Linked DNA regions of Homo sapiens: region 1 is linked to region 2. The links are chromatin loops, found by intact Hi-C in ENCODE. Cell type or tissue: gastrocnemius medialis. All regions are shown on one strand. Links, peaks and the distances in the headings refer to the core of each region. The heading gives the core; the rest is flanking DNA. Region 1 overlaps RPS6KA2 (ribosomal protein S6 kinase A2). Region 2 has its middle 66 kb from the start of RPS6KA2.

What was found. Hi-C counts contacts between places; a loop is a spot of excess contacts. Peaks named below come from ENCODE experiments on the same cell type or tissue, not always from the same donor. Only the 100,000 strongest peaks of a DNase experiment are listed, where the experiment ranks them.
Region 1: it touches region 2 in a loop (10-fold over the local background); 2 of 110 quality-filtered maps call a loop at or near these places.

Annotation. Positions count from the first base shown.
Region 1 is chr6:166,567,111-166,582,652 of GRCh38, reverse strand. The region is part of intron 1 of RPS6KA2 (ribosomal protein S6 kinase A2); the gene reads left to right. Among named protein-coding and RNA genes, the nearest start is that of RAMACL, 12 kb to the left of the region's middle. RefSeq lists enhancers at 989-1,809, 1,890-2,390, 2,391-2,891, 9,479-10,368. In gastrocnemius medialis, for the core only: no CTCF peak of the experiment used is centred there; a DNase peak (open chromatin) is centred at 7,292; H3K27ac peaks cover 3,704 bases.
Region 2 is chr6:166,685,268-166,700,809 of GRCh38, reverse strand. It overlaps a transcript of RPS6KA2 not described here and the pseudogene IGF2BP3P1. Among named protein-coding and RNA genes, the nearest start is that of RPS6KA2, 66 kb to the right of the region's middle. RefSeq lists enhancers at 6,048-7,247, 10,357-11,025. In gastrocnemius medialis, for the core only: CTCF peaks have their summits at 8,529 and 8,746; DNase peaks (open chromatin) are centred at 7,679, 8,839 and 9,429; H3K4me3 peaks cover 1,847 bases; H3K27ac peaks cover 3,951 bases.

The sequences.
Region 1 (15,542 bases), core at 2,968-10,967, 120 kb after region 2:
TGGAGAAAATAAATGCCATTTCATTTTCCAAAATAAGATGTATGCATCTATGTTATGAATTTGATAAAAATTCATTGCATACTATAAAACTTGTGATTTATGAAAAATCTCTCAGAGCTCCATGCTACATTTCAGTTGTGGAATGTAATTTGTGATCGTAAAATGGCTGCATATTCATCTCCGCCCAACTAATGAGGTCATGGTGGTGAGCAGCTGTGAACAGTCAGCGTGATGGGTTAGTATATGGTCATTTAACACATGTTCACTCTCCCAAGAAGTTTGGTTTTGTTGAACACATTCATGGTCAAATGAAAAGGCTTTATTTCAAAAAGTGCATGCCACCGGAAGCCAGCTCAACAGTTCAGATCTCCATGGACGGCTCAGCGGCTTTCAGTGGCCACTGTGCTCACCCTCTCTGTGCCCTCCTGCTCACCCCACCTGCCCATGGGCATCTCACCCCATCTCACCTCTCCCTGTGCCCTCCTGCCCAGCCCACCTGCCCAGTGGGCGTCCCACCCCATCTCACCTCTCCCTGGGCCCTCCTGCCCAGCCCACCTGCCCAGTGGGCGTCCCACCCCATCTCATCTCTCCCTGGGCCCTCCTGCCCAGCCCACCTGCCCAGTGGACGTCCCACCCCATCTCACCTCTCCCTGTGCCCTCCTGCCCAGCCCACCTGCCCAGTGGGCGTCCCACCCTATCTCACCCTCTCCCTGTGCCCTCCTGCCCAGCCCACCTGCCCAGTGGGCATTCCACCCCATCCCGCCCTCTCCCCGTGCCCTCCTGCCCAGCCCACCTGCCGAGTGGGCGTCCCACCCCATCTCACCCTCTTCCTGTGCCCTCCTGCCCAGCCCACCTGCCCAGTGGGCATTCCACCCCATCCGGCCCTCTCCCCGTGCCCTCCTGCCCAGCGGGTGTTCCCTCCCCATCTCGCCCAGGGTGGGTCTTCATTTGAAGTGGTGATTTCCAAGGGCTTTCAAATCTAAACTAGTCTGTTTCTGGGTATAATTCTCTGTCATTCAAATAGAAAGTGAATATAAGGAAAATGGACACAGCGAAATACCCACCCACTGCCCCGCATACTCGAAGCCGGCCTCTCGGTGGCCTCAACAGGCTGCCATGCCTGGTCCTTGGGTTTGTGGAAAATGCCGAACCCACCTGAGCACTTGGACATCAAGTCCCTCAGGACAGTGGAGCGTAGGAGAAGGAAGGGCTGAGCGGGGCGTCAGTTCCCTCCCTGAGAAGCAAAGCACTTTGACCTGCGCATCCAGGTGGGTGTAGAGAGGCCTAGGCCCCAGAAGGCGCTGGAGCCCAGGTGCTGTCGGCATTCTCCGCATAGGCCCTGAGGGGAAGGTTTTGTCATGAGAAAGGCTGATGCTGTCAAAAGCAGAGTGGATGTTTGAGTGGATTTTCACATAAAGAATCATAGACAATATGTATGTGCAATATTAAATTCCTCAGCCCTGGCCAGACACAGTGGCTCAAGCCTATAAACCCAGCCCTTTGGGAGGCCGAGGCGGGCAGATCATCTGAGGTCAGGAGTTCGAGACCAGCCTGGCAAAACCCCTATCTACTAAAAATTACAAAAATTAGCTGGGCGTGGTGGTGTGTCTGTAGTCCCAGCTACTTGGGAAGCTGAGGCAGGAGAATCGCTTGAACCTGGGAGGCAGAGGTTGCAGTGAGCCGAGATTGCGCCACTGCATTCCAGCCTGGGCAACAGAATGAGACTTCGTCTCAAAAAAAGAAAAGAAAAGAAAAGAAAAATTCCTCAGCCCTTTTTCTGTTCATTAGAAATCATTCCTGTGGGTTTTGTGTCTTTAACCACTTAAAGATTTAATGTCCTCCCTTTCCTCCGCCCCCTACGCATGAAAATCCAGTCCGTGTCCAATCGGGTCTGGTTCCCCCAGGGACACAAGGCACACTGGGCTCATTGGGACTTCTGGTCTCATCCGTCCTCACTGGGGACCCACTGAGGGGGTCAGGGGTTGGGGGTGGGGTAGACTGAAAATCAGGTCTTTTTGCTTAGTTTGATCACATACAATGACAGGCATGGACTGGGTACAATCCAGAGCAAGCTTGTCCAACCCGTGGCCCAGGGGCTTTGAATGTCGCCCAACACAAATTTGTAAACTTTCTTAAAACATTATGAGGTTTATGCACTCACCTTTCTTTTCTTAAAGCTCATCAGCTATCATGAGTGTTAGCGGATTTTATGTGTGGCCCAAGACAATGCTGCTTCTTCCAGGGTGGCCCAGGGAAGCCAAAAGACTGGACACCTCTGAAGTTTCCTTCAGACCTTTGGATATGCACGGGACTATGGCTGAAGTCAGGGTGTGTTGGCACAGTGGGTTTGAGGCTACGCTCCAGGCTTAGTGGACACCTGTTCTACCTTTGCCGGCCCTCAGGTCCCTGAGAGCCATCGGGTGACTGTGTCACTTGGGCCCTTTCCTCTCCAGCTTTTCACAGTGTGTCCTGTGTGAGTCAGCCTGAGACTGGAAGTTCAGTGGGCACATAAGGGAGGACCTCCCTGATCATTAGAACCAAGGGGCAGGCCCGGGGGCCCAAAGCCCACTGTGATGGGGGCAACAACTCCAGAACCTCCGGGCTGAGTCATAGAAAGACGGCCCTTTAAGCATGTTCAATGCTGAACTTGATGAAGTGCCGTGATTCTAAAGGTCGCAGTTAGGAAGGTGTTGTCACTATGCATTCCCTATTCTTTTTGGCTGGGATAACAGAGGAACTATCCTCAGATTATTTAGTTGTCTTTTTTTTCTTCTCAAAACAGTATGTGAGTTATTTGCATAATCATAAAAGAGGACTATTTAAGAGGTCCATTCTTTAGAGATAAAATTTCAATAATGTGATCTTTAGATCTTAGAAAAAGGAAAATGTAGAAAATGTCAAATCGTGAAATTTAGCGACATTAAATACCACAACACTGGTCTTCTTCTGCCAAAGGAGCGGTTGACACTTTTCACAGGCTGCTTCCTTCTTGTAACATGACACATGGCGTTTCCTAATGGCCTGAATCTTGAATACACCAGTTTCATGGTGACGTAGGATGTTCATCTTCTCCAAAAACAATTTTGTGCTTGGAAACATTTTTTATTTAACATTTTTCTCCAAATTTTGTTTAAATATAACCCACTTGTAACTAGCCAGTGTAACAATGTATCTTTAATAATTGCAGTAGAATTGCCACCACCGAAACCTCTGGAAGCATGACATTCTTGCATACATTTCTTCCTCCCCAGATGGCCTGTGGGCGACAGGCCAGCACCACTCCAGGAAGGGCCCGAGCAGCCAAGAATTCTGTAGCATTCTGTACAGAATGCAGGTCGCACCTGTTGGGCCCATCTCAACCTGGATTTTATTATAACTTCAAATTTTATAATAACATGACATTTTATCATAATGGCACTCAAAAAAAGCTGAATGCAGAAAATAGAATACAACTATAGATTGTTTTCTAAACAGCATAAACGGATACTTGTCTAAGATCACAAACCCCTTTGGCAGATACGGCCAGGCGGTGGCTCGGGGCTGTCTTGACTGACACGCCTTCTCATTCCGGCTTGTTTTTCATGATCCACTGATCCTCCGTTTTCCATGCTGCTCGACATCAGACTTACTGTTTCCTTCTAACCTGGGCCTTCTCACTAAATGTGAAATATAGAATGCAGAGGCTTTTTGGTCTCTCTGAGTGCAGTTGAGTCAAGGTGGGTTTTAAATGCAGAATCTCATAAACTGCGTTTCTAAGCTGTGACGTTCCTGTCCCTCACATATCTCTGCACAGATCCCATCAATATCCTGGGCCAATTGACACTTTTCTCTGTGTAGAAAATGCACGAGGCGCATGGTGGAAGACCTCGGAGCTGAGCCCAGACACTCTGATTGAGTAGGCCTGCTCCAGCACAGTGATCCTGGCACGGTGACTCCTGTGAGCAGCCCTGCTGGTCCAGACACTGCTGTCACCTGAGGATCAGGTTTACAAAACCTCGCTCTCTAGATTGGAGCATGCTGGCCAGGATTAGTTTTTAAGCCATCATTTGTTAAAGAAAGAGCTGTGTTATTGTCATCAGTAGTATCTGTGGGATGCTTGCTTTCTTCTGCATTATTTAACACTGTTAAACTTCACAGCCCTAAGGCCAAAGCACTCATCTCTGCTTTGCAAAAGTGAACAGCAAAGTGCCGGAGGGCTAAGGTGCTTGCCCCTGGTCACCCAGCTCCTACATAATGATGCCCGGACCCAAATCCCACCTGTTCACCTCCAGCATTGAGGCCTCTTAACTGCTCCTACTATCCCACTACTTCCTAGGGCCACCCAATTATAAGCTCAAGGACAGTACATGTAGGTGTGCAGCAGCAGGACAGCCCCCAGTCCAGGGCACAGATGGAGGAGTCTACGGCACGTGGCTTCTGAGGGAAGGAACACGTTGCCCAGCATCTTGAGGGTCAGGAAACCTGGGTTCCAATCCTGTTGTATTAGTCTGTTTTCATGCTCCTGATAAAGACATCCCCAAGACTGGGAAGAAAAAGAGGTTTAATTGGACTTACAGTTCCTCATGGCTGGGGAGGCCTCAGAATCATGGCAGGAGGCAAAAAACATTTCTTATATGGTGGCAGCAAGAGAAAATGAGAAAGAAGCAAAAGCGGAAACCCCTGATAAACCCATCAGATCTCCTGAGACATATTCACTATCATGAGAACAGTATGTGGGAAACTGCCCCCATGATTCAAATTATCTCCCATCAGGTCCCTCTCCCAACACAAGGGAATTATGGCAGTACAATTCAAGATGAGATTTGGATGGAGATGCAGAACCAAACTATATCATTCCGCCCAGGCCCCTCCAAATTTCATGTCCTCACATTTCAAAACCAATCATGCCTTCACAGCAGTCCCCCAAAGTCTTAACTTATTTCAGCATTAACCCAAAAGTCCACAGTTCAAAGTCTCATCTGAGACAAGGCAAGTCCCTTCCATCTATGAGCCTGAAAAATGAAAAGCAAGCTAGTTACTTCCTAGATACAATGGGGGTACAGTTATTGTTCCAAAGGGGAGAAATTGGCCAAAACAAAGGGGTTATAGGGCCCATGCAAGTCCAAAATCCAGTGGGGCAGTCAAACTTTAGAGCTCCAAAATGATCTCCATTGACTCCACATCTCACTTCCGGGTCATGCTGATGCAAGAGGTGGGTTCCCATGGTCTTGGGCAGCTCCACCCCTGTGGCTTTGCAGGGTACAGCCTCCTTCTCAGCTGCTTTCATGGGCTGGTGTTGAGTGTCTGAGGCTTTTCCAGGCACACAGTGCAAGCTGTCGTTGGATCTACCATTCTGGGGTCTGGAGGATGGTGGCCTTCTTCTCACAGCTCCACCAGGCAGTGCCACAGTAAGGACTCTGTGTGGGGGTTCCAACCCCACATTTCCCTTCTGCACTGCCCTGGCAGAGGTTCTCCATGAGGGCCCCGCCCCTGCAGCAAACTTTTGCCTGGGCATCCAGGCGTTTTCCATACATCTTCTGCAATCTAGGTGGTTTCAGAACCCCCAGTTCTTGACTTCTGTGCACTCACAGGCTCAACACCACATGGAAGCTGCCAAGGCTTAGGGCTTCCACCCTCTGAAGCAACAGCCCGAGCTGTACCTTGGCCCCTTTTAGTCACAGCTGGAGTGGCTGAGATGCAGGGCACCAAGTCCCTAGGCTGCACACAGCTCTGGGACCCTGGACCCAGCCCAGGAAACCATTTTCTCCTAGGCCTCCAGGCCTGCAATGGGAGGGGATGCCATGAAGACCTCTGACATGCCCTGGAGACATTTTCCCCATTGTCTCGGGGATTAACATTCAACTTCTCATTACTTATGCAAATTTCCTCAACCGGCTTGAATTTCCCCTCAGAAAATGGGTTTTTCTTTCCTATCACATTGTCAGGCTGCAAATTTTCTGAACCTTTATGCTTTGCTTCCTTTATAAAACTGAATGCCTTCAACAGCACCCAAGTCACCTCTTGAATGCTTTGTTGCTTAGAAAGTTCTTCCGCCAGATACCTGAACTCATCTCTCTTAAGTTCACACTTCCACAAATCTCTAGGGCAGGGGCAAAATGCTGCCCAGTCTCTGTGCTAAAACATAGTAAGAGTCACCTTTGCTCCAGTTCCCAACAAGTTCCTCATCTCCATCTGAGACCACCTCAGTCTGAACTTTATTGTCTACGTCATTATCAGCATTTTGGTCAAAGCCATTCAGCAAGTCTCTAGGAAGTTCCAAACTTTCCCACGTTTTCCTGTCTTCTTCTGAGCCCTTCAGACTGTTCCAGCCTCTGCCTGTTACCAAGTTCCAAAGTCACTTCCACATTTTCGTGTATGTTTTCAGCAATGCCTTACTCTACTGGTACCAATTTACTGTATTAGTCCATTTTCATGCTGCTGATAAAGACATATCCAAGACTGGGAAGAAAGGGAGGTTTAATTGGACTTACAGTTCCACATGGCTGGGGAGGCCTCAGAATCATGGCAGGAGGTGTAAGGTACTTCTTACATGGTGGTGGCAAGAGATAATGAGAAAGAAGCAAAGGCAGAAGCCCCTGATAAACCCATCACATCTCCTGAGACTTACTCACTATCACGAGAATAGCAAGGGGGAAACCACCTCTATGATTCAAATTATCTCCCACCAGGTCCCTCCTACAACACATGGGAATTATGGGAGTACAATTCAAGATGAGATTTGGGTGGGGACACAGAACCAAACCATATCACCTATTTTGCTTTATTTGGGACCTCAAGTCATTCATTCTCATCTTTGGAATTTTTTTTTCATGTGAAATGAATAGATTGCTATCTTGGTGAGCTCCTTTACACCTGAAAATTTTATTCTTCCAAACCAATCCATGGAGGAAATTCTGTGTTTAGAGAGATGGTTCCCATTGATAAAGAGGCAGTGGACCCATTAGTGTCCTTCCATTCAGCTCAGTGGGAGGTGTTGTTCTGAGGTCTTAACTCTCCTGAGGTAAAACGTTTAATAATGAAAGCATGTAAAAAAGGAAAGAAAAATCATTATACTTCTGTGAAGTTAAAATGTTGAAATATTTTCAGATGTAGAGAGAATAAACAAAAAGCAACACCAAACCCATCTGCTCATCAGTGGATCGTCATTTAAAATAGAAGCTGGCTTTTTTCCCTTCTGGAAAGCCTCACACGATAAACACAATGAACCGGAAATGAGCAACCTTGGATTTCATAGTGCTTCCATCTTGGCAAAAGGTGCCCTCTCGTGCTCGATTTGGCAGGTCTGGACTCCAGCAAAAGCCAGCGCTGAAAATAGTTCTCCGTACACTTCTGAGCGCTCCCCCGTACTCCCTGAGCCCGGATCACACATAGCCTCGTGTTATGCTTCTGACTTTTGAATGCAAAGACAAAAAAATCACATGAATCATTGTAGTTATTCAAAGTTTTTATGTGTTGAAAATCTTTCCTCCAATGTGCTCTGAGAAGTTGTATGGCGTTCGTAAACAAAAGCTGTGTTAAAAGAGCCAGGCGTTTTGCATGTCTAGTTTTGTTGGTGGCTGTGCCTATCATGGTTGGGGCAGTCAGTTTCTTCTGCCAGATACCTGAAATTATCTGGGAGCAGTGGGGCAGACCAGGGAAATTTTTAAATTATTTGTTCCATCTTTCTCGATTTGTTCATTTAAAATCATTCTTATCTGTTGACAAAAGTAGATCCTTGGTAGCTCTTCCTGGTGGTTCTTGGTGTCTTACTAAGTCTACTCTATTTGTAGGTAATACAAGTTTCATTTATATAGAACCTAGTCAGATATTTTACTGCTTCAGAAAGTCCCGCTTTTCAAGCTACCTGATGAATTAACCTGGTTTTTCTGCAATCATTTGTATGTTTCCTGTTTCCATCTTACTCCTATCTTTATATAACTTTTTATTTAAAATACTCTTGCAGAACTTAAAATAGAACTACCACACCAATTCCATTACTGGGTATATATCCAAAGGAAAATAAATCATTCTACCAAAAAGACACATGCACTTGTATTTTCACTGCAACAACGTTCACAATAGCACAGACGTGGAATCAACTTAGGTGCTCATTAATGGTGGATTGGACAAAGAAAATGTGGTACATATACGTGATAGAATACTACACAGCCATAAAAAGAATGAAATCATGTCCTTTGCAGCCACATCTGTGCAGCTGGAGGTCATTATCCCAAGCAAATTAATTCAGGGACAGAAAACCAAATGCATGTTCTCACTTAAAACTGGAAGCTCAGCATTGAATACACATGGACATAAAGATGGGAACAACAGACGCTGGGGGCTGCTGGGGAGGAGGGAAGGAGGGGCATGTGAACTTAAAAACTACCTACTGGGTACTGTGCTCAGTACCCGGGTGACGGGGCCACCCATACCCCAGGCCACAGCGTCATGCAATAGACCCACGTAACAAACCTGCACATGGACCTCCTGAATCCAGAATGTTTTTTTAAAGAATTTAAAAAATTAAAAAACCCTCTTGCACCTGGCCTCGGTCAGCACGCCAGGACTCAGGATAAGAGCAAGGAGTGGTGCCATTGCCCTCTGTGTGCTGTAGAGAGAGAATGACCACGGCAGGGCCTGAGTGTGTCTTGAGTGGACCGCGTAGAGATGGTTTATTGTGAGCTGTTAGGACTGAGAGTCCTTTTAAAGATCCTGCGTGGCTGCTCTTTGTGGGTCGGCGTTCCCTTTGAAATGGATTTGCTGCATCTGACACACCTTCACATGCGTGAGGAGCTCTTTCTTCTCTCTGAATGCTCTATTAACTATTTAAAAGTTCTCTCTAACTTTTTTCAAAACTGGGAAGTTCCATCTCTAACTTTTTTCAAAACTGGGAAGTTCCCAGACTGTTTCACCACGCAGCCAATGGACTCGAGGCTGCAAGCTTATGCCACCAGGCTCTGGAAGAGAACCTCGGTGTTTACGGTCACGACCCTGGCAGTCAATGGGAGTAAGTGCAGCAAAGGCCGGTGAGGCCGGAGCCACAGAGTCAGTGTGACAAAACCCATGGGGCTTTGCAGTGGCGAGCTCACTTTGTAAAAAGTCAGCTGCAGCCTGACCCAGGGGCACATTCTGCAGGGAGGCACCTGGATGCCTTCCTCAGCAGGAATTTATTCCTGGGTTTGCTGTTGATCTGTACTTTACATAGACAGCAGTACGTCTTCCTGCATCAGAACACGTGCGCTGGGTCTTCTGTCCTTTACGTAGAAAAAGATAAAAATCCCCCTGCAGACCCTGCCATCCTCTTCAACCTAGGTGCAGCAGTGGACCCTCTGTTTTCCCTGAGTTTGCACGAGGGTGCTGCCCGTCCCTGAATGTGCTTCATAACACGAGGTTCTGGAAGCTCTAACCAGAGGTGGTGAGCGCCTGCCCTGATGGAGTGCCCTTCTCGTGACAGGGCAGAGGAGCTGGATTTGTGCAGGGTCAGTGTTGTCTTTGAAATGGACTTTCTGCATCTGATGTGGCTTCCCACAGACCAAAGATCTCACCCTCCTGCCCTCCCTGCACCGGGCCATCCCTCCTGTCAGTGAAGGAGGGCTCCCGAGAGCTTCTGGGCACCCCGGGAACCCCAGGCACACTGTCCTCATGGTGTGGGGTGGGGCTGGGCATGCAGAGGAGCCTCTCCTTTCTCTTCCTTTCCTGTGCTCCGCTCCCTCTGACCACGCAGGGGCTCCCTGGGCCCAACCTCATGAGCTGCATTCCTGCATTTCCCCTGTTTTCTTCTTCAGCAGGCAGGGGTAGACCCGAACGTGCAGATTCAAGGGGAGCAGAGGACGTGGGAGCTGCTCTGTCTCACACCCTGCATGAGGGTAGAGACACGTGTGCCGTTGCTAGTGACGCGGGCTCCGTGTGGGCTATGTTCCTCTTTGCTTGTGTCCCCCAAGGACCCTCAGTGAGGGGTCACAGGCAGGAGGAAAGGGGGCCTTGCTGGTCCAGGTTCAGCCACCCTGGTCCCCTATCCCCAGGCCATATGACCAGTGGAGCGTGGAGGAGCTGTAAGCCCATAACTAGGGCTCTGCCACAGGGCAACAGGCAGGGAAAGCAGCCGGCAATGAGAGCTATGTGAGAACATCATCCTAGAGTCCTCAGGAGGGTTACTGTGAGGAAAGAGCTAAATACGTCACCAGCCACTTGTGTGGTTTCTGCAGAAATTGACAAAAGTAAACATCCCTTGGCTTAGCCAGCCTGAGAGGCCACCAGCCACCTTCCTAAACCAATATCTGTTTATTAGTGTTTGTTTTATAACATGCTTTCACTCTTTTCTTAGAATTAGTAATCGTTCATGTTTATGTTGGAAGTTTGAAATCGTTTCATTCTTCTTCTCAATATTTATTGGGTAGCTAATATATGGAAGACATTGTATCAGATATTCCAATTAGAGAACTGGAAAGAAAATTAGAATCCCTAATCAATCCCACCACTCAGATACACATATTTAATATCTGGGGACATTTTGGTTCTTTCTTGAATTTATATCTATGTAGGAGTTTTGCTATAAAATTAATAAAATTCTGAACATAGAATTTTGTGTTTAAAATGAAACTGAGTATTATAGTGTATGTTCTCGTGTTATTAAATATTATGAATGCATTTTATTTTATATATAATATTCTGTTGTTTGCCTTTATTAAGACAATATAGAAGATGTAAGGGTTTTATTCCCCCCACTGTTCTTCACTATAAATAATGCCAACATGGCACGTTTACACAGAAGTATTTGTCCCTGGCTCTGATTTTTTTCCAAAAATTCTAAAAAGGAAGTCAGTTGTTTCAAGATTATGATTTTTGATACAAATGCACCAGATTGCTTTCCAGAGGCCGTTCAAGCTGCGCTCACACTGGCATTTGTCAGCAAGTCGTCACCACGCTCAACGTGGCAAATGTTAGATATTTTTATTCTCAACATTTTAATTAACTAGATAGGCAAAAAAAAAAAAAAGTCTCTCACCTATCTAATTTTATTTCTTTGATTACTAATGAGACTACTTTAAAGAATATATTTCTTGGATTTTAAATTTCCCCCCATGTAACTGTGCATTTCATTCCTTTGACCACTGTTTATTTTGGAGTGCTAGAACGCGCATGTGCGTGCATTCATGCACACACACGCCCAAGCACACACTATTTTGTGGTTCTCAATATTTTCTGTTTGTCATTGGCTTTTTCATTTTGCTTACGAGCTTTTAAAGTTCAGACGTTTTTGTGTAGCTAAATCATTGTCTTTCTGCTGTTGCTTTTAGGGTGAGTTCTTTGCTGTTCGGGAAGCAGCAACCTCTTTGCTGGTCTTTCTTCTAGTTCTCTGTGTTGTGTGTGTCAGCGTTTAACCTTAAGCCGATAGAAGATGTTTTGGTATCTGATGGCAACTGGAGAAGGACTCGATTTTTCACCTGATGAATTTCATGGCAGTTTCCCCGGTATCCCTTATGGGTTGGTCCCGCGCTTACTGTTTCCTGTGTGGAGTGCTTCGGTCTCCCAGGCCTGCTGGGCATGCGGGGCCGGCCTCATCGGTCCTGGGGTGCGTCCTCACCGCACTGTTGTGACAGTGCAGATTCACAGCATGGTTTAGCATCTGGCAGTGCGACTTCTCTCTCACGCCTTTATTTTCCCAGAATTCCTATGCTATTCTTTATTATTTCGTGTAAAGTTTAGAAAAAGTTTGCCATTTTTAAATTCCTAAAAAGGCCTCTTAAAATTTGGATTTAAACTGGGTTAAACACTATTACAGTGAAGAGAATTAACATACTCAGTCTTCCCAGCCTACCTGTCTACTTATTCAGATCTACCTTTGTGTCTCTGTAATGTTTCCCTTTGCTTTTCTGTATACCCTTTAGTTGTTATTTTTAATATTTTAATATTCACTATTAAATATTTAGGAGTAAATCTTTGAATGTTGTCTGGTTTCCCTGTGGCACTCACTGTCATGCTAATTTTGATTTATAAGCATGGAATTTATGTGTGTATTTCTTTTTGTATCTAAACCCTGTATTATTAGATCTGCTGTATTTATTTTAGTTTATGCTGAATATACAAGCATACTGCCTTAGAGCTATATTTGTAGTTCTTATTTCTATTTCTGTGCTTACTTCATTTGCTGAAATGTCCAAGAGTTTTAAGTATTGGTGGCAATTTCTTATATCCTAAGTTTAAGGGTTTTTGTTTTTGCAGGTGAAACACATGAAACAGAAATCAATGCGTTGTCATTGGTGACCCTAACATCTGACTGTGGGGAGTGGGTGCAGCTGTCAGAAACAGCTTCGGGGCATGCAGGACAGTGGAAGGGGAGCCAGGGCCCATTGCTGACCCATCTTGTGCCTCTCTTTGAGGAGGCGGTGACTGCCCATGTTTCTCCATACCGGGGTGCTGCCATTTTTCAGTGCTGCTCCCCGAGGGTCTGGAGCTATGGCAGGAAGCTCCTGGGTCTGAGACCACGTAGTTGCTGTTACACCCTTGGGGTTGCTGCAAGAGGTGACAGGTACTCAGTAGGCTTCTTTTGTGGGAACGTGTCCCTTTGTCACCCTCATACTGGACAGCCTCTCCCTTGGATTTATATGTGTGACTTGCTGAACTTTCTTTCAAGTGATAATTGTCTAGACAGTACTTTAGTTCAGAGTTTTAAGACCTGCAAAGTGAAAATAAGACATCTCTTCTGTGAATCTTGTGATCCTCAGCGCAATGGCAGGGGTTGAAAGTACAGAGTGAGGCTTTTCTCCTGGGACTGTAGAATTGGGATGTAAGTTTCAGTGCTGGCCAGCAGTCCTGAAGGACGAGGGGAAGACGCTTTGCAAGGAATCGGCACCAAGTCAGTACAGGGAGATGTCCTATTCCCGAGGGGGGTGTCCTTTGAGAAGTGTTCTGCCATCCTTGCTGTCCCGAATCACCGTGCAGAGTAAGTATAGTTCCCAGAGGGATCACAAGGACACAGAAGTCCACAGCTCCCAAGGTGACCTTGTCTGTGGTCCGTGCAGCAGCCTACGATGTGGCCCCTGCCCATAGAGGAGTCCTGGGAGTGACCAGAAAGACCCCTCATGAGAGCAGGTCCAGGGAGAAGGCAAGAGGGTGGTGAGAATGCCTGGCCTGGAGATTTCCAGGGCGGCCCCAGCAGGGACCCAGCGAGGGCAGAGGCATCCGATGACAGGCCAGGGCCTTTCCCAAACCACCCAGAAGGTTCTTCTACAGAAAGAGACACATACCATGCAAACATCTGAGATGCTGCAAGGGAGCCGAATGAAATGGGAGTAAACATCACTTGGAAAGCGGCCAGGGCAGGAACAGCGCTAACCTCACGTGACGCCCAGCCCTCGGTGCCTCCCTGTGGAGAGGTCGCTCAGAAGAAAACCCGCCATGGAAGACGGGAGGAGCAGAATGGGCCAAACCAGGGCCAGTCTCAAGGCCCCTGCGGGGTCTCAGCCCCTGTGGGTTGAAGATTGTGCCAGTCCTTGGGGAGGAATCCAATGGAAAGGGAATAATTATACGGGACATGCTTGTGTCTGTACCCATTAACTTAGAGTAAACTTGCATTTTTTTACTTACAGACTTGTTTTTTTCCCAATACCCTTCTTTGTTATTAAATCCAGAATATAATCTTTTGTATACGTTTATTAATGTAAGCTTAATTTTTAATACACTTTCAACTACAGTATTTGGTAAAAGAGGAAAAAAAAGTACTTGTTCAAAATCATGAAATCAGGAAGAAGCAGAGTCTAGATTGATACCCAGATTTTCTGATTTAAAATATCACATTATTTGCACAAAACGCACTTGTGATTTGCATGTTTGTTTTCTAGTTTCAGTAATTATGCCACATACATTCAGAGATGGCTTTGGGCCTGTGCTGGTCACTAGCTATGCAGGGACAAGCACAGTCACCTCCAGGGCAGGGCTCTGCCTGGTTAGTGGGGTCTCCGAAGTCTTATGTGTTTCAGCCCCAAAACATGGTAGCCAGTAAAAAATTTTGCTTTTTTTTTTTTTTTTTTTTTTTTTTTTTTTTTTTTTTTTCTGAGATGGAGTTTTGCTCTTGTTGTGCAGGCTTAGAGTGCGATGGCGCAATCTCGGCTCTCCGCAACCTCTGCCTCCCAGGTTCAAGCAATTCTCCTGCCTCAAGCCTCCTGAGTAGCTGGGACTACAGGTGCCTGCCACCACGACCGGCTAATTTTTTTTGTATCTTTAGTAGAGACAGAGTTTTGCCATGTTGGCCAGGCTGGTCTCGAATTCCTGATCTCAGGTGATCCGCCTGCCTAAGCCTCCCAAAGTGCTGGGATAATAGGCGTGAGTCACCGCGCCTGGCCAAGTAATAGATTTTGGATTCAATTTTCTTTTAATGCAGTCCTCTGAGAACAGGCTTTCTTAACATGGCTTCTGTGGATGGGTCTCAGGAATTCCAGACAGTCTGTGACAGATTTTATGTGGATGTGCATGTGTGTGTTTTTCCAGGAAGAAAATGCCAAGATTTCATGAAATTCTTAAAGATTCCTGTCACCCCAAGAAAGCTGAGGCCTGTGGTGGGCATCCAGTGTCCCCTTTTCTCTTGGTTACGAGAGCAGGATGTCCAAGGGCCGATTCTGGGGCTGGCGGTGGAGGTATTTCCTCTTCCATCCTAGACCTGAGACAGGATGTTTCCCAGGAGGAGGAGCTGCCAGGCGCAGAGGCTGCACTGGCGTGCCCTTGGACTTTGGTGGTGTGCTCTTTCCCCAGGTGAGCTGGCTTTTAGATTCAGAGGGAAATAGGTTTCTCTAATCCATTTTTCTGACAGGCCCTTGGGAAACGTAAGCTTAGCACGGATCGCTGGGGAGAGATGGAACCTCTTGTCTCCTGCTGGTCTAGGTAATTCAGCTCGTTCCATGGGAAGGGCATGGGTTTCCTCCGAACAGGTTTTCCAGTTTAGACTGAGGGCCGAGCATGTGCTGTGATTTATCTCAATCCCAGCTCTGTTCGAAACCCCAGCTCAGTTCAGTGATACAGTGAAATGCACATTGGGCTATAAGCAAACCAGTCCGCTGCCGATTTACTACTCTCTGTTTTAAGCTAGTCCCCTGGGCAAACATTTTTCTTAGAAACCTGGTACCGTGATGTGTTGTCATGTGCCCATAGTTAATCTGTCCATGTCTACTTCTTATGTTAAATTAGATCCCTGGGAAATTAATCAAAACTTTGGGTGTTTGCTCCTCCCTGACAGCTGCTCTCACGTGGCCACTCATTTTTCCTTCTGGTTTTTTAGTGACTCACGTGAACCTCTGGGTTACTGTCTCCCTATTAACCATGGGTGTGTAGGGATGTGTGGAAAGTGAATCACAAGGTTGAGTCGAAGTATGTGGTCTGCATGGGAGGACAGGCAGGGCTGCAGGCTCACGGCCAAGCACATGTCAAGGATTTGGATTTCTCAAATCCCACTTAGGAAAGAACATCCGATTTGCCACCATGGATGTGACTCATGGCCGATTAAAGGGTGCTTTTGTGGGTAGCAAGCAGGGTGTTCTGCGGAAGGGCAGCGAAGGCCTCTGTGTTTGTGA
Region 2 (15,542 bases), core at 5,033-13,032:
ATAACAGATATTCTAATTATTCTTAATATTCCCCCATAATGCCAGAAATTGGCTTAATGATGCTTTCACTAAATTCATCAAATAGATTGTTCCTAAATCCAATTGTTAAAATTGGAGCAGAATAATTATTACAGGAACTTAAATGTTAAGCCATTAGCATGGAAAAACTGTTCTCAGTTTTATTTTTACTTAACACTAACATGAGTAACCTAAGGGAAGTGCTGAACGGTGTTGACAGGGGTATAAAACGTGCATTTTTACTCAACTACCTCGGGTATTCAGTAATACAATGAAAAGCAAAATTGTTCTTTTTTTTTTGAAAATTTTATATACTTTATAATGATAGAAGTCCAACCGTTTTTTAAAAAATAAATTTAAAATTTAACAGCAACAGCTAATAGGCAAATTAAGAATTTTACTTCTGGCTGGTGACAGTAAAGCTGGAAAATTAATTTCAGGGTTTTTTGAGGCTTTTGACACAGTTATGAGTTAAAAAAATCAAATGTTCAAAGATACAGAGCAGTGCCTTATATCTGGAGAGCAGCACTACCATTTATTCTTTCATTTATAGTTGAGAAAGTTTCTGATGGTACTAACAAAGTGGTGGCAGAAGATTTTGGAACGGCTGGTTTAAATGGCTTCAGGAGACTGCAGTTTTTTGTTTAGCTACATGATTGAATGCATAATAAATGCTTTGTGCTTTTGACTATCAATACCTAAAGAAAGTGCATCAATGAAGAGATGCAGGACTTTCAACTGATTGGCAAAAAGCAAGCTTTAGCTTGTCTTACAGGATGCTTAGTTTGCCAGTACACTTCAGACCAATGGGACAGTCATAGATGGTGTGACAGTGTTTAAAGGCAACAAAAGGCTACATTTCCATGTGGCCAGCACTGTCATGAGCCTCACTAAGCTATTTTGAAGATTTTTAAGCACTGATAAATTAAAAACAAAAAATTAGACTCCACCTAAAGTAGTAAAATATAGCAGGATTTCTGTATACTGTGCAATCAGTTCTTTGGAAAAAAAAGTCAAAAGATAGAGAATACAAGACAAGTTTTTGGGATATAATTCGAATGACTGTGAAAACATATGACCTTTGATACCGAACTCATTTGCTCACTCCTTAACTTGACAGCAAAGCCCAGTATGTACAATTGTGTTGGGTGTGGGTGGTCTCCAAGGCCATGCTGCTCTCTGAATTGATTTTGAGTTTTGTTGGTAAGATGATCACAGTCATGTTACACTGATCTAAAGACTTGTATATATCACCCTTTAAAAAGATCACTCTGCCTCATTCTTATTTCAAGATGAATTTCTATACAGACTAGATAATGTTTTTCTGAAGATCATATCAATTAGACATTTTGAAAATGATTTAAAGTGTTTTCCTTAATGTTCTCAGAAAGCAAGTTTTTTTTGTAGTTTTATCCAAAAAAATGCCCTTTTACCTTTGACTCTTCTCTCAAGATTCTTCTTGCTTTCCTTAACTAGGATCTGATGGCTCCTGAGAACCCACTTCCTTTGTGATCCTCTCAAGTGGAAGCAATTTGCTCTCTCTTTGCCCCTGAGACCTGAGTGCCAGGTCATCCTTCCTCTTCAGGTAGTTTTCTGACCACAGCCTTTCTATTAGCTGGACAAACATTTGCTTCTTTAAATCTCATGCAACCTGATGATGCCGCCTCTCCTCTCCTCTTAGTTGTCATCTACTCCACCTGTGTTACTACGGTGCACTCATAGGGGTCGCTGGAATCCATGCCAGTCTTCCTCATCACTACCATGCCTGCTATCTACTCGGCATCTTCCACATCCTCCTGAAAAACACATCTGACCACCTGACCTCTTCGTTCCTCGCCTCCTCATCTCCAGTGATGTTTATCTCTACTCCAAATTAGCCGTCATTCTAAACTTTGTCATCCTGGAAACTTAATCACTTCTAATTGACAAAATCATTGAGCACATTCTCTTGCCTCCATTTTCCGTCCTCCAACCAGGCTGGTTAAAAAGCCACAGTGCAGATGCCTGTCCTATCAGAACCTCCCGTCCGCTGACGAGTTCGCCACCTCATCCACCAGCCCTTCCTGCCAGCAGCTTCTTCCCTCTCCAACAGAGAGGCAGTAACTACTCTATTGCAATATTCAACGGAAGTTGCCCTTCAGCCTTTTAATTTTGATCATTGGGGAAAATCACAGCCCCAGAAGAAGTCGAGTGTTTCCTGTTCTCCATGTCTGTCTAATACCTGACAGTTGCTGGGAAAGACACACACTGGGCAGATGGTTACTATAAAAATGCATGGTACCCAACCTCATCAGCCTTTGAGAACTTCCCTTTATTCTGACCATAGCCCTATACTCACTTTGCTCTCACTCCACAATGACTGTTTTCAACCTTCTCCATTGACCTCAGCCTGACTTCCACTGGCCAGCATTCTCTCCAGAGGTTGACCTTGCTTCCCACCAGACAGAAGTTTTTTAAGAGTCATCACTCAGATACATCCTAAAATTCCTGCCTGTGACCCAACAGATTTTGCTGTATACCGACCCATCCTCTTCTTCCCTTCTGGTGATATGAAGAAAGTACTTCACCTGCTACACATACCAGGAAATTTATGACACTCTATTTTGTGTCGCAGTCCTTTCTCTTGTCGGATTTTTTATATTTTTGTGGAAATATGCCCCAGCATTTCCTATGTCACCCATGTACACACATGCCCATTGCACGGCACAGACAGGAATCCCAGCCGGACCCCAGTCCTTACAGTCACTCTCTTCTCTGCACAGCAAATCCTTGTAAAGAGATTTAACTATCGACTCTTTCCCCACTTCTTCACCATCCTTCTACTGCCAGTCTGTATTTCTTCCAATATCCATTCATTCCACATACAGCCGCCGAGTCCTCCCCGTGCCAGATCCTGCCTCATTTTCTGGGGCTACAGAAGTGAGCAGAGCAGGCAGACATGCCTTCTGTTCCAGTCGAGGGAACGGCCATCCATCCATGTTGCTTAGTCGGGTGTGTGTGTTTCCATGTCTGTTTCAGTTCAGTACAAGCCAAACAAACCCTGTAGCAAAGAGATTTCAGAATGTTGGGACTTAAATAGGAGAGATATTAGCCTCCCTTCTGGGATCCGGCCCACAGCTGAACAGTCCAGGCTGGTGTGGAAGCTCTGCTCCACCAGGTCATCCAGCAACCAAGGTTCCCTCCATCTTCTCGCTCTACCATCTTTTAGGGTGTGGTTCTTGTTTGCAGAGTTTAAACTGGGTCAGTTTCAAATTGGATATTCAGCCTTCAGAAAACAGAAAAGGAAGAAGTCTACGACAGTGGCTTCATCTTTATGGAGATTCCTTGGGAGTTCATCGATTCCCTCATATACCATTGATCTGAACCTAGCCCCATGGCTACACTTGACAGAATGGAGCTGGGAAATGTAGTCTCCATCTCCAGCCAGGTGGCTGCATGCCCAGGGGACATTCTGCCACAGTTCCAGCCTACTTGATTTGTGGTCAACTTCCGCTTTCATTTCTATTTCTTGGGTTGCACTATGGTTTATTTACAATGTGGGGATATCCTATAGCTTATATGAGTCTTTTTTTTAACTTTACCTTCTCCCTAGACAATATTATTTCCTCTGTAGCTGGTGTATTAGGGTTCACCAGAGAAACAAAACCGATAGGATATGTATCTATATCTATATTTGTATCCATACACACACACATATACACACATACAAATACACACACACACACACACACACATATATATACACACACAGATTTTATTGTAAGGAATTGGTTCGTACAACTATGGAGGCAGACAAGTCCAAAGATCTGTGCAGTTGGCAGGCTGAAGTCCCAGAAGGGCCCATGGTGTAAGTTCTAGTCTGAGTCCAAAAGCCTGAAAACCAGGAGAGCCAATGGTATAGTTTGAGAGCTGGAAGGCTCAAAACCCAGGAAGAGCTGGTGTTTCAGGTTGAGTCCAAAGGCAGAAAAAGATTGCTGCCCCAGCTCAAGGTGGCCAGGCGGGAAGGGGTCCCTCTCACTTGTGGGGGAGTTGGCTTTTCTGTTCTGTCCTTTCACTGATTGGGTGAGACCCACCCACATTGGAGAGGGCATCTGCTTGACTCCATTCACCAATTTAAATGTTCGTCTCCTCCCAGAATACCCTCACGGACACATTCATAATAACCCTGACCAGTATCTGGGCACCGTGCAGCCCTGTCAAGTTGACGTAGAAAATGGACCGTTTCAGCTGATAAACATTTGCTCGGTTAAGGAAAAATGGGGGAGGAACTGTTTTAATGGATGGTTCAGGGGCAATGATTTGAGCTGTGGATATGTTCACTGAGTTTCCTGGGGAATATTAGAATAAAGGTTTCTACCAGAGAGTGGAGATATTAGTCTGAAGCTCAGAAGGTAAGTCCAGGATAGAGATAAACTTGGAGAAATCATCTGAATACAAATGATGCATTTCCATCTACCTATTCAGGTTTCCGATGAGCATCTCCCATCTCTCATTTCTGATCACCCCCGTATTGATTCAGTCCGCACCCAGCTGATAGACTACCACCCAGATCTCACGTGGGGCTGCTTCTCCCCACAGCCTAAGTGCAGGAGACATCCTGCTGTTTCCTGGAGAGCTGCTAATCCCACTCCGGCTCTTCCCCATATCAGAGTCAGTTGCTGTGCAGCCTAAAACGGCCGTCCCCAACCTTTTTGACATCAGGGACCGGTTTCGTGGAAGACAATGTTTCCGTGGAAGAGGGGGGAGTGCAGGGAGGGAAAATGTTTGGGGATGAAGCTGTTCCACCTCAGATCATCAGCCATTGGATTCTCATAAGGAGTGTGCAACCTGGATTCCCGCATGCGCAGTTCACAGTAGGGTTCCAGCTCCTATGAGAATCTAGTGCTCCTGTGAGAATCTAGTGCTCCTATGAGAATTTAGTGCTCCTATGAGAATCCAGTGCTCCTGTGAGAATCCAGTGCTCCTGTGAGAATCCAGTGCTCCTATGAGAATCCAGTGCTCCTGTGAGAATCCAGTGCTCCTATGAGAATCCAGTGCTCCTGTGAGAATCCAGTGCTCCTGTGAGAATCCAGTGCTCCTAGGAGAATCCAGTGCTCCTAGGAGAATCCAGTGCTCCTAGGAGAATCTAGTTCTGTTGCTGATCTGACAGGAGGCAGAGCTCAGGCTAGAGAGGTAACACTCGCTTGCCTGCTACTCACCTCCTGCTGTGCGGCCTGGTTCCTACAAGCCATGGACCTGTACCAGTCTGAGGCCTGAGGATTGGGAACCCAGTCTAACAGACATAATCAGAAAAATACATTCTTCTAATTAAAACCCTGCAAGACCCTCACTGCACTTAGGATAAAACCTAAACATGTTAACAAGAGCTTACCCCATTTTCTGGCCAGTTCTGGCCATGTACGTCTCTGTGGGTCTCCTCAATGACACTGCGCTTTTCTCTGGCTCCGGGTTTGCTCCTGGGGGTTGTTCTGTTTGTGTTGTGTTTGTTTTGCCATTGGGTATTCTTCAAGCGGGCTGCTCTGCACACTTCTCTTTGCCTAGAGAATCTGGACCCACCTTTTGAGTTTCAGAGTTAGTGACCTTTTCTCAGAGAGGATGTTCCTGTCTCTCCAACCTGGGTTCAAGTCTTCCTGAGTCCATTCGCATAGCAACTCACTGCACAGCAGCCATATCAACTGTATTCATAGATTTGTCTATGTCGTTATTTGCTTAGTGACATTTTCTCCACCGGAATATTAGCTCCTTGGTGGCCAGGATAGCATCTCTCTTCCTCACCACTGTGTTTCCAGAGCTGATCCCATAGCCTAAGTGATTAATATCTATTTATTGAATAAATGGATATTACAAGCAGACTTATGTAAGCAAATAGCATATGGATCACATTGGTATCTAAAACCCAGCTGGGAGGAATGGTAAATACATTAGATGATGAAACGGCAAGCATGCTCAATCAATATTTCTTAAATGAATGAATTACTCTCTTTCTCTCTCAACGTGGAAAGATGCAGTAAGGGCTCAGGTCATTCAGATAATTATGCTTTGTGGTATGTTTCCCACCAACAACAGTAGATTCGACTAGAGGCACAGAATCACTCTAGCAGAATGCGAGTGATATTTAAAGCTACGGGAAGGTAAAGGGTTCTCACCATGTAGGGAGAGGTTCGCATCAGCTTCCTGGATCCTGCAATTGCGACTTTGGAATGCAGTGCCCCTGCCCAGTTACCAGGTGGTCAGAGCCTCAAAAAGTGTTAGACGAACTCTTCTGGGCCAGGCTTTGTTCTTCGCAGTTTCAGACATTTTTTTATCCTGGACGTTACTAGAAATCTCTCCACAATTTAGTTAAGGAATCAAGAATCACTGGAGTAGTGACTTTATTGTATTGGAAGACCGTGAATGGAGAGATGGGTGAACAGAAAGAGACTACAGAGTCTTCTAAACAATATGGGATGTTCCCAGCAAGTTCACCTAAAGGAGGAGAAGTGCCAGCCAGGCCGTCCAACTCCCGCTCCTCTGTGGCCCAGGTGAGTGCTTCAACAGGAAATAAAGCAGCCGGTTCCTGTGTTGGTCAAGTGATCTGCCAAGTGAAATTCCTTCTCAAGTCTCTGGGTATCCACATGGCAAAGAACCTCCGTGTGTGGGAGGCAGAGAGCATGTGGGCCATCCAGCCCTTTGGAGATATAAGGGCAGCGAGCCCCAGTCATAAAGAGGTTCGCCATCGTCTTGTCAAAAATGACTCATAAATTCCTGATGAGCTGCAATGTCACACAATGCACAATAGAGACATTCTATCAATTTTGTCATTTAACAGAATGGCGAGAACTATCGTTAAGGGAGAAAGGAATTTCTTTGAGGTAGGGGACAGAGGGATGTCTAAGGAAGAGGTGAGGTTCTGGCCTTCACCAGCAAACCACAGGAGTAACCTGTGCCTAAGGGGTGTGTCTAAGCTTGGTGAGTGGAACTTGTTTTTTATGAGTTACTTTTATTTTTGTGGCCTTTCTCCCTCAAATTGCTGACTCCAATTAAGCTGTTGTTTGGGAAAGCCCAGGACAAAAACCTAGTGGACACGGCTAGAGTTTCAAATTGGTGGCACACTGTATTCACAAGGATGCAAACGACATCATGTTAAATTGCGGGGGAGGGGGATATTAATGGTGCAGACTTTCTAAAAAACTGCTGGAGACATTTTATGAACAAATTGAGTGTACCCTCGATCTCCCTGGCCACAGACCAGGCGAGAGATCCTGGCTAAGTGGACTTGGAGCAGTCCACAAATATGGAACAGGGAGTCCTCCTGGGGCTTTGCGATGGAGGCGCAGGACCCTGAGTGCACGGCTGAGACGCTCCTTTTTTCCATTTCTTTAGTAGAGGCCCTGCTGATGTGCAAGGAAACCAGAGTTTTAAACTTACAAAAATAGAATCTCCAGAAAAGACACATAACTAAGGATATTAAAAACAACAAGAATCACTTCCGCGTGTTTAGCAGCTTGATCTGCAGCCTTCTCAGGAGTGGAGAAGGTCCCAGAACATCTGGATTTCACAGGCAGTGATAGGAGGCAAAATCCAATCGCTGCAGCACCTCCTGCGAGCTGCGGTGCCAGGTGCTCCTTCTGATTTAGGCTGGAGACAGGCAGACTTGCAAGGGAACAGGTGGTCAATTTCGCTAAACTTGCCACCCAACGGAAAGAGTAGCCCTATATTAAGCACTTGACTCTGAGGTGTTGGACTGAGTCAGTTACTAAAAGTGACATTGTCATATCCTTGCTGCAATCAACTGCCTCTTGCCCTCTCCTGAGTTTCGGATGATCCCGAGTGACAATTAGCCTGAATGTTTACATACTCCCGTGGAGGTTTGCTCTCTGAAATGTGGAGGAGTGAGATGCTCCATGCTTGAAGAGAAAGACAGTGTGGCTCCCTGGCCAAAATCGTCATCATTTCTAACTTAGGCGACATGCTCTCTCTCCTCCGCCAAGCCTTCTCTAAGTTCTATGGGATATTGTTAGTAAGTACCCTTGTTTACCTTGTTAAAAAGCACTTTGGAGCCTGCCGTGTTGTTTGGTTTTGTTTTTAAGATGGTTCCTGATCCGCTCTGGAAGCCAAACAGGCCAGTTAGTTATTATTTGGCATAATAACGGATGACATTTGTAACTTTTTTTTCCTTATTTCTTAATATTTTACTTAATATGCAGCTTAGAGTAGGTTTTTTTAGCATCCAATTTTCTCATGTTTTCTGTCCTTGTTTATTCTACTTTATTCTACTTTGTTCCTATGTATCTTTAAACTTTGGCTTGCAAAAGTTTCCTGCTCAGCAGAGCGTCTGCTCTCTGTCCAGTGTTATTCTGTCTTGTCCTTGAGTTTGCCATGGCTGGGTTTCCATCGTCCATCTCTGCACACGCTGGTCCCTGGGTTCGACAGAACACTTTTCTCACAGCATCTTCTTCTTGGGCATATATTCAGTAGGGGGCGATTTTAGTTTATAGCTTGAGCAGAGGTAGGAGGATAAGCGCTGTTTGCTTCTTTTATTTTTTTCTGACTACTTCTTTCCTTACTTTTCTTTTCTCTCTATCGCCTCACTTTATCCCTTTTACTCTTCTGTTCTTCCCTTATTTTATCTTCCCAAGACAACAAATCTTGACAGGGGACACTTGTGGGAGGTGGAGAACCCACACGTCCACTTCTCTGCTTCTTCCTCTTCCATGTCATTTAATTTTAATGCACGCTTGTGAATCTGCAGTTCTTTCCCCCAACACAGGACGCCCTGACCTGTAACTAACTCCAGAGGGAGGGAGGATTTCAGCTGATGGGTGACTGCTCCTGGGACACGGGGAATAGCTGCCCAGGAGCCTGTGGCCTGTGTGGCTTCCTCCCGGCCTCACGTGCTTCTTGAGCTCTCATTCTGGTCTTTGTTTTCTTTTGCTGGCATTTCAATTTCTCATTTCCTTTCCCCGTGTAAGGGTATAGAAGATGGATAAATAGATAATTACATAAATGCCTGCAATCTAGTTAGCATTGTTCTTTTGTAACATGCTTTTGCCTCAAACCAAAGGAGCCTCCACTCCTTTTGAAGATGAAATATTTAGATAGGGGCCTTAGAAAATGTCACATATGTCATGGCACGCATGGTACTAATGGTGGGGTGCAGGTAAGTCGTGTCAAAATGTGGAGTAAAGTTAAGAACACATCACGGAGAGGGTCGGAGCTCCCTGGACTCTGAGGGAGGAGGGCTTCTAACAGGGCAGCAGGGGAGGCCCGGGCTGAGCACAGTACCCTGAAAACCGGGAGGTGAGATGCGCTTGTGTGCAGGAGAGAGAGCCAGGAGCAGGGGAACAGAGAGCTTGGCGGGGAAGGTGTCGGGCGCCTGGGGCAGGGAGTGACACACGAGAAGAGTTATTTTGGGAATAGCCTGGCAGGTCTCAGGCTGGACTGGAGTGGAGAGAGATTAAAAGCAGGAAATCGTTTTGAAGGTTGTTATAGCATGAGTGAGTCATAAGATGAGGAGGGCCTAACCTGGCATGCGGGCCGTGAAAACAGAGAAGGAAAGAATCCAAGGAACTCCTGAGGTCAAGTCCTGGCAGCACTCTTAGTGGAGGCTAGAACCCGGGGCCGTAATTTTCAGGGCAATCAGATGGCAGAGTCAGGTATAAAAGGAGAAGCAACATTATGACAGAGCGCAGGTCTCCCGGCATGAGTTGGCAACGCTTGAATCTTCTAGAACCTACAGTTTTTCATTTTCTATTTTCGTTATGGTTTAAAACCATCAAGAATATATTATATGGACTGTGTGCTGTTGATTATTATGCTGTTTACTGTTGATGATCACATTAATTATTTATTTAATGCTTTCATGTAATTAATGTCCTTTATAAAACATTATAATCAAGATGGCATGCCACAGAGTAAGCCCTGTAAACACCTGTCCACAGCATGCCTGTTCAGGGTCTCCGTGGTCAGAGATTTCCCCTGAGAAAAAATGAGAATTCTAAGACTTGCCACAGTGCAGGGGCAGTGTTTGCTAAGTAGATGGTGTACGTCCGTTTTATAGCTGAGGAAACTGAGGCTTATCTAGCGGAAGGGACTTTGAGGAGTGCAACCCAGGGAGTCTCACTGTGGACCTGCAGAGCTGAGCCCCCGTCCCCTCCTGCCCCCAGGGAGCGGATGTGTCCTCATCCACAGAGAGGAAAACCAAGGCTCACGGAGCTGCATCGAGGTGTCAGAGGACGCCTGGAGTTCCGACGCGTGTCTTCGAGCTCATAGAGGGAGTTCTTCTCCCTTTGAAGAATCCCGAGAACTGTGTAAAGCTGTTTGGCACCTTGAGACATAATTCTAGCCACGCAGGTGGCTCAGACTGTCTGATCTTGTGATAGACACTTGATGGGAATCCTGTTGCCTTTCTGTGCTGACATGTCTGTATTTCCGTATTGCCTCTGGGGCTAGGATGCTCTGTCAAGGAATAGACCAGTTTAGCCCTGATGGTGTGGAATGAACAGGTCTCAGTGGTGGCCCTCAAGGACTCACTCTGGATGTAAGGACAGCTTGACACTCCCCTCCCAGAGCAGTGGATTTATGTGAAAAAGCTGTGGGAGAAAAGACCCCGTCACCCCAATGCTGGGTGCTCACGTCAGACTGGTGGGTTGTGATGTGGTCCCAAAGCAGCCTCACACTTCACCCTCCTCCCTCCACCCCTCAGCTTGGTCCTTCCCCTGACAGGCCACCTCCAGGGCTCCCAGAGCCCCTCACCCAATCCCTAGACCGGAGCCATGCGGTGGGATTGCGGGACCGTGCAGCTCTGCCACCTCCTTGGGGAGGGAACGCAGTGTGGACTCCTTGGCCACAGCAGCAGGACCAGAGGCCTCCTGGTGAGGTGGGTGGGCCTCAGCTTTGCTTCCTGCCACTTGGCCTGAGGGCCGAATATTAAAACTTTCATGTGGCTTTCTCTGGTCCTGGTGTCCTCGGTGTGTGCACAGAGCCTTGCAGAGCAGAACCCTCATGGGCACAGAGCTGCTTCCACCAGTGCTGTCTTCACTCAGCTACAGTTGGATGGTTTTGTTCAGGGACACCAAACTTTTGCCTATGAAATAGGGGGACATTTATTAAAATGCCCGAGGCTTCAAACAGCTGTCTGAGATGCCTGCACTCAGTCTCCCACACCTGTCCCACTAGGTCCCCCTGGCCTGCCTGGGGGGTATCACCTCTGACCACAGGGCCAGCAGAGCCCAACACCTACGAATCCAGTGGGGAGAAGCAGATTCCAGGATCCCCTGGAGGTTCTAAAAATCGGAACTGGCCATGCTCAGTTTAACCAACACTTTCCTCGGGATCCTTACTTATTTTTTCATTCAATTAAATATTTATTGTTTGTTCCACTGTGGTCATGTCTACTCTTTTCCTTGTATCACGTTGGGAAGCCACGCACACATATCCGTGGCAGGTGCCTGTGTGCAGAGAGTTCTGCTAACGCTGCAGGAGTGCCTTGGGATGCTACCTTCATCCCGGGCTCCTGGCCTTGAGTTCATCTTGGTGTCAATTCAGACACGAGTTCTGTTTTTGGGACAGGAAACCAGTCTTCTCTGCAGGGGTAAAGAAGTGGTGTAAATCCACATGGAAACATGGTGCTCGGCACTGAGAAAGCGAGGGCTTTGGTAGGGGAGCGCTTTTGGCGCAGCCTCCAGGCACAGGGCGGCCAGAGCCCTGCTCACCTGGGCGAGTGGGGAGGACCTGCTCAGGGCTGGCCTTCGGCAGGAGGTTCCCCTTGTACTCAGGGAGTTTCCTTTGTTTTCGGGGATGCTATTAAAGTTAGCCCTGAAGCAAGGGTGGATTTCTTTCCACTCCACTGAAATCTCTTGCTCTGCATTCAGGCTGTGCATGGTGAGGGCATTCTAACTTTGTTGCATGTAATAATTCACTTAGTCCTTGTAATTTTTTAGGAGCACAATTACGATCTCATTTTGCAGATGAGGAAACTGAGACAGGAGATGGCCCCACATGGGTTCATGTGGACATGAAGGTGTGGAAAGAGGGCTCCCAGGCTGCCCCCATGCGGGGTTTCTGTTGTTTGGCTAACCTTAGGCACGTCCTAGCCCCTAAGCACAACTGCGGTTTCAACGCTGTCTGTTGCCAGCCTCACGCTGACGCTGTCGCTCTCGCCTTCCCGCCCCCTACCTGGGGATCATGTCACCTCCTCATGGTGACACTGTGTGCCCCTCTCCTAGCCACCTGCTTCTTACCCTTTCATCCTCCAAACCCAGTGATTTTGTTTTACCCCACGGTTCTGCTCATTGCTAGGGGGCACACGTGGCCCTGCTTAATCACTTGGTCCTGACTTGTGAACCCAGCCACCCGTGGCCAGCTCCCTCTGCAGCTGCACTGGAGGTAAAAATGTGCCCCTGGCAAGGCCGGGGATGAGCAGAGGGGGCCGGGCAGGTGGGACACGAGTGGGAAATTGAGGTTGAGGACCCTGGCGGGGGCCCTGTGCAGTGTCCCAGTGGCAAAGCTTGTGTCTTTTTCAAGTTCCCCCTCAAAGATCCACCACACACGAGCTTTAGTGAGCCAGGGAGACACCCAGAGACCTCGGAGGCAGGCAGAGCAGACAAAAGAGCACCCCAGCTGCTCCACAGTGAACCTGGAAGCCCTGCCAGCTCCTTCGCCTTCCAGAGACCCGTCAGGGCCTCCCAACCCCACATACCCCTCCCACCCTGAGGTCTGCGGCCCTGTCTCCCTCCTCCTGCCTTTTGAATACTCACTCCATCTCCTCCCAGCCAATCCCTGTCCCGCTGTGTCATGCAGAGCAGCCCAGCTCTGTCCCTGCTCCTTCCCAAGCAGGCTCCCCCGTCCTGTGAATAGAACCCCCTCCCCAGTGGTGGTCTGGGGGCCTTTGTCTCATTGCCCATATCTTCCAGGTCTCACTCCTACCGCAGGGGGCTTAGAAGCATTCTTTGGACCACACATAACCCAAGATTGATTCTGGTAAAGGCAATTTTGCATCTCTGTGCACACGCATTGAGCAAATCCTGATAACGCTCCACACAGAGCCGCCGACGCAATGCTGCGCTTCATTTAAACGTGCCCAACTTAAATTTGTTTGAACGTTCTGTTTGCTCTTCAGCACAGAAAATCAAAGTTCAATAAGCCACATCTGAGCAAATTAAAATGACTGGATTCCTGCAATTCAAATAATTCAGTAAACCATCTTAATAGAAAAATAAATAGAGTGGAGTCAGCTGGCTCCCAATAGTTGAATTCTTCAGTCAACAATTTTCCCTCCAAACCACCTCTTCCTTTTCTTTAGCTTCTGGGTGAAAAACCCCGCTGGCCTCTACTGGTGTCCCCCTGCCCCCACTAGAACAGCAACAAGGCCACGCTCACAGGCAGGGAGGTGCCACTGTTGTTCTTTCAATAGTGAATATATACACAGCACCATGGACACTCAGTAATGGTGCCTTGTGCTATCAAGGCATGTGCGTGTCCAGTGCAGACTACAGCTGTGTGTTCCTCATTTGAAATTTGGGTCTAATGATCCCCTGCCCTGTGACCTTGTCAGGGTCAACGAAGCGAGGCAGGTATCGCACCTGCCATGGCTCCTGGCACGCAGGAGGAACTCTGCCCGCGGTGGCTGCTGTTGCAATGATCACAATGCTGCTACTCCCCACAGAGACCGTGGAGGCAGTTGCTGGGGCATTGCTGTCTGTGTCTGGATCTCCACGGCCCAGGCAGAGTCGCAGGTGTCCGTGAAGGCAGGGCAGATGCCTTGGTTGGCTTGTGTCTTCATATGGCTATCTCAATAGCATGGAGAATGGGCGCAGACAGAGCTGCCCTCTGCCCTGCACCCAGTCAGTCCCTCCGGACTTGTACTCGATCCTATTCTCCCCTCACCCCTGTTCTTTCTCCTTCAAACCTCGGGTGAAGGAAGTGGTGGTGCTGTCCTGGATTTGTGGCCACACTGTAATTGGCACATGTTAATCCACCAGGTATGCACAGAGCTCCTACCATGGGTGCTGCTGTGAGTGCTCTCGGCTTGGTGCAGGAAACAGCTCCTGAACAGGTCCTCAAAACATAGCACAGTTAAAAGCAGTGACATAGGTACCATGGAGATACAGGCATGGACCCAGCTCAGCCGGGGAGCAAGGCAGCTTCCCAGAGGAAGCCAGGAGGCTGAAGCATGAGCAGAAGTGAGCCAGTGAGGGGTGGAGAATTCGGGGCAGAGAGAGAAGGAAAGCTAAGCCACATGGGCTGCAGGATCAGATGCACTGATGGGCTGGGGCCTGTCAGCAGAAGCCACATGGCCTTGGGTGCAGAGCATGTGTGCTGGCTCCAGAGTATCTGGGAGGTGCTGGTTTGGCATCAGAGGTTTCAGAAGTTCACACCAACCTGCTTGGATTTCAGGGCTTGTTCTGGGTCATTTCACCTCCCTGCATACAAAAAAGCAGAAAAGTTGCTCAGGAGCCCACCAGGTGACATGGAGATAACCCTGGGCCAGAGGGTCCCACAGTAGGAGAGGTCGGGTTGCTTTGCACGGTCTCCACACATCCTTGTTCCCAGTGACAAATCCTCATGCCTGGTGCCCGATATGCACCCTGACTCCTGTTCCTGGCGGCAGGACTCAGCAGGACCGACCTTACATGAGCATAGGATGGCCCTTAGGTCAATGCTGTCCTGATCTCTTCCCATCTCTGTGGGGTAGAACTGGTGTCACTGCCAAATAAGATTCTCGATCCTTCCGTAGGTGTCTGGAAAGGCACCTGGCTTATCCCAGTCATTCGTTCTCATTAGCCCTAAGACCTGAGGCTGTGAATGTAAAGACCTCACAGCTCCTTCGTCTCAGCCCCTTCGTTCGCCCTCTGTCCCCCTCCCTCCTAGGGCATGGGCCCATCGTCCATCACCATGGTGCATTGTCTGCGGGATCACTCGATGGTAGGAGTTAAAAGCAGTGATGTAGATACCATGGAGATAGAGGCACAGACCCAGCTTAGCCGGGGAGCAAGGCAGCAAGGAGGTGGTAGGAGATGTGGTGGGAGAAAGGGCACCAAGTACCTGGCTGTGTGAACCCAGCTTGAACCTCAGTCCTACAAGGCTCTTTGCCATAAGAAACGTGATGCCCATAGAATTGTCGTGAGGGTGAAGAGTGGTGGTGCACGGGGAGGAATTCTTTCAAAAGCTGGGATGCAGTGGGAGCTCAGGAAGAGTCTATGGATTTGAATCCAAGATCTTCCCTAATCCTAGGGAATGAAACTGTACTCCAACAACTCTCAAAGATGCATGGCTATGAATCCATCAGTTCACCTCCATGAAACTAGGGCAGAAAGAAAGTCAGAGGTCTGGGATCCTTGGACTCTTGTCCCGAGTGTCTGAGGGAGGACAAGTGGGATGGACAGTGATAGAAATGGCCAACAGATCATTTTAACCATTGCCCTTCTCAGCCTCTGTCCTCCCAGCCTGCACACACACCCCACACTCCATCAGGGTCCTGCCTGAGCTTTCCTCGGCCTCTGTCCTTCCAGCCTGCACACACACCCCACACTCCATCAGGGTCC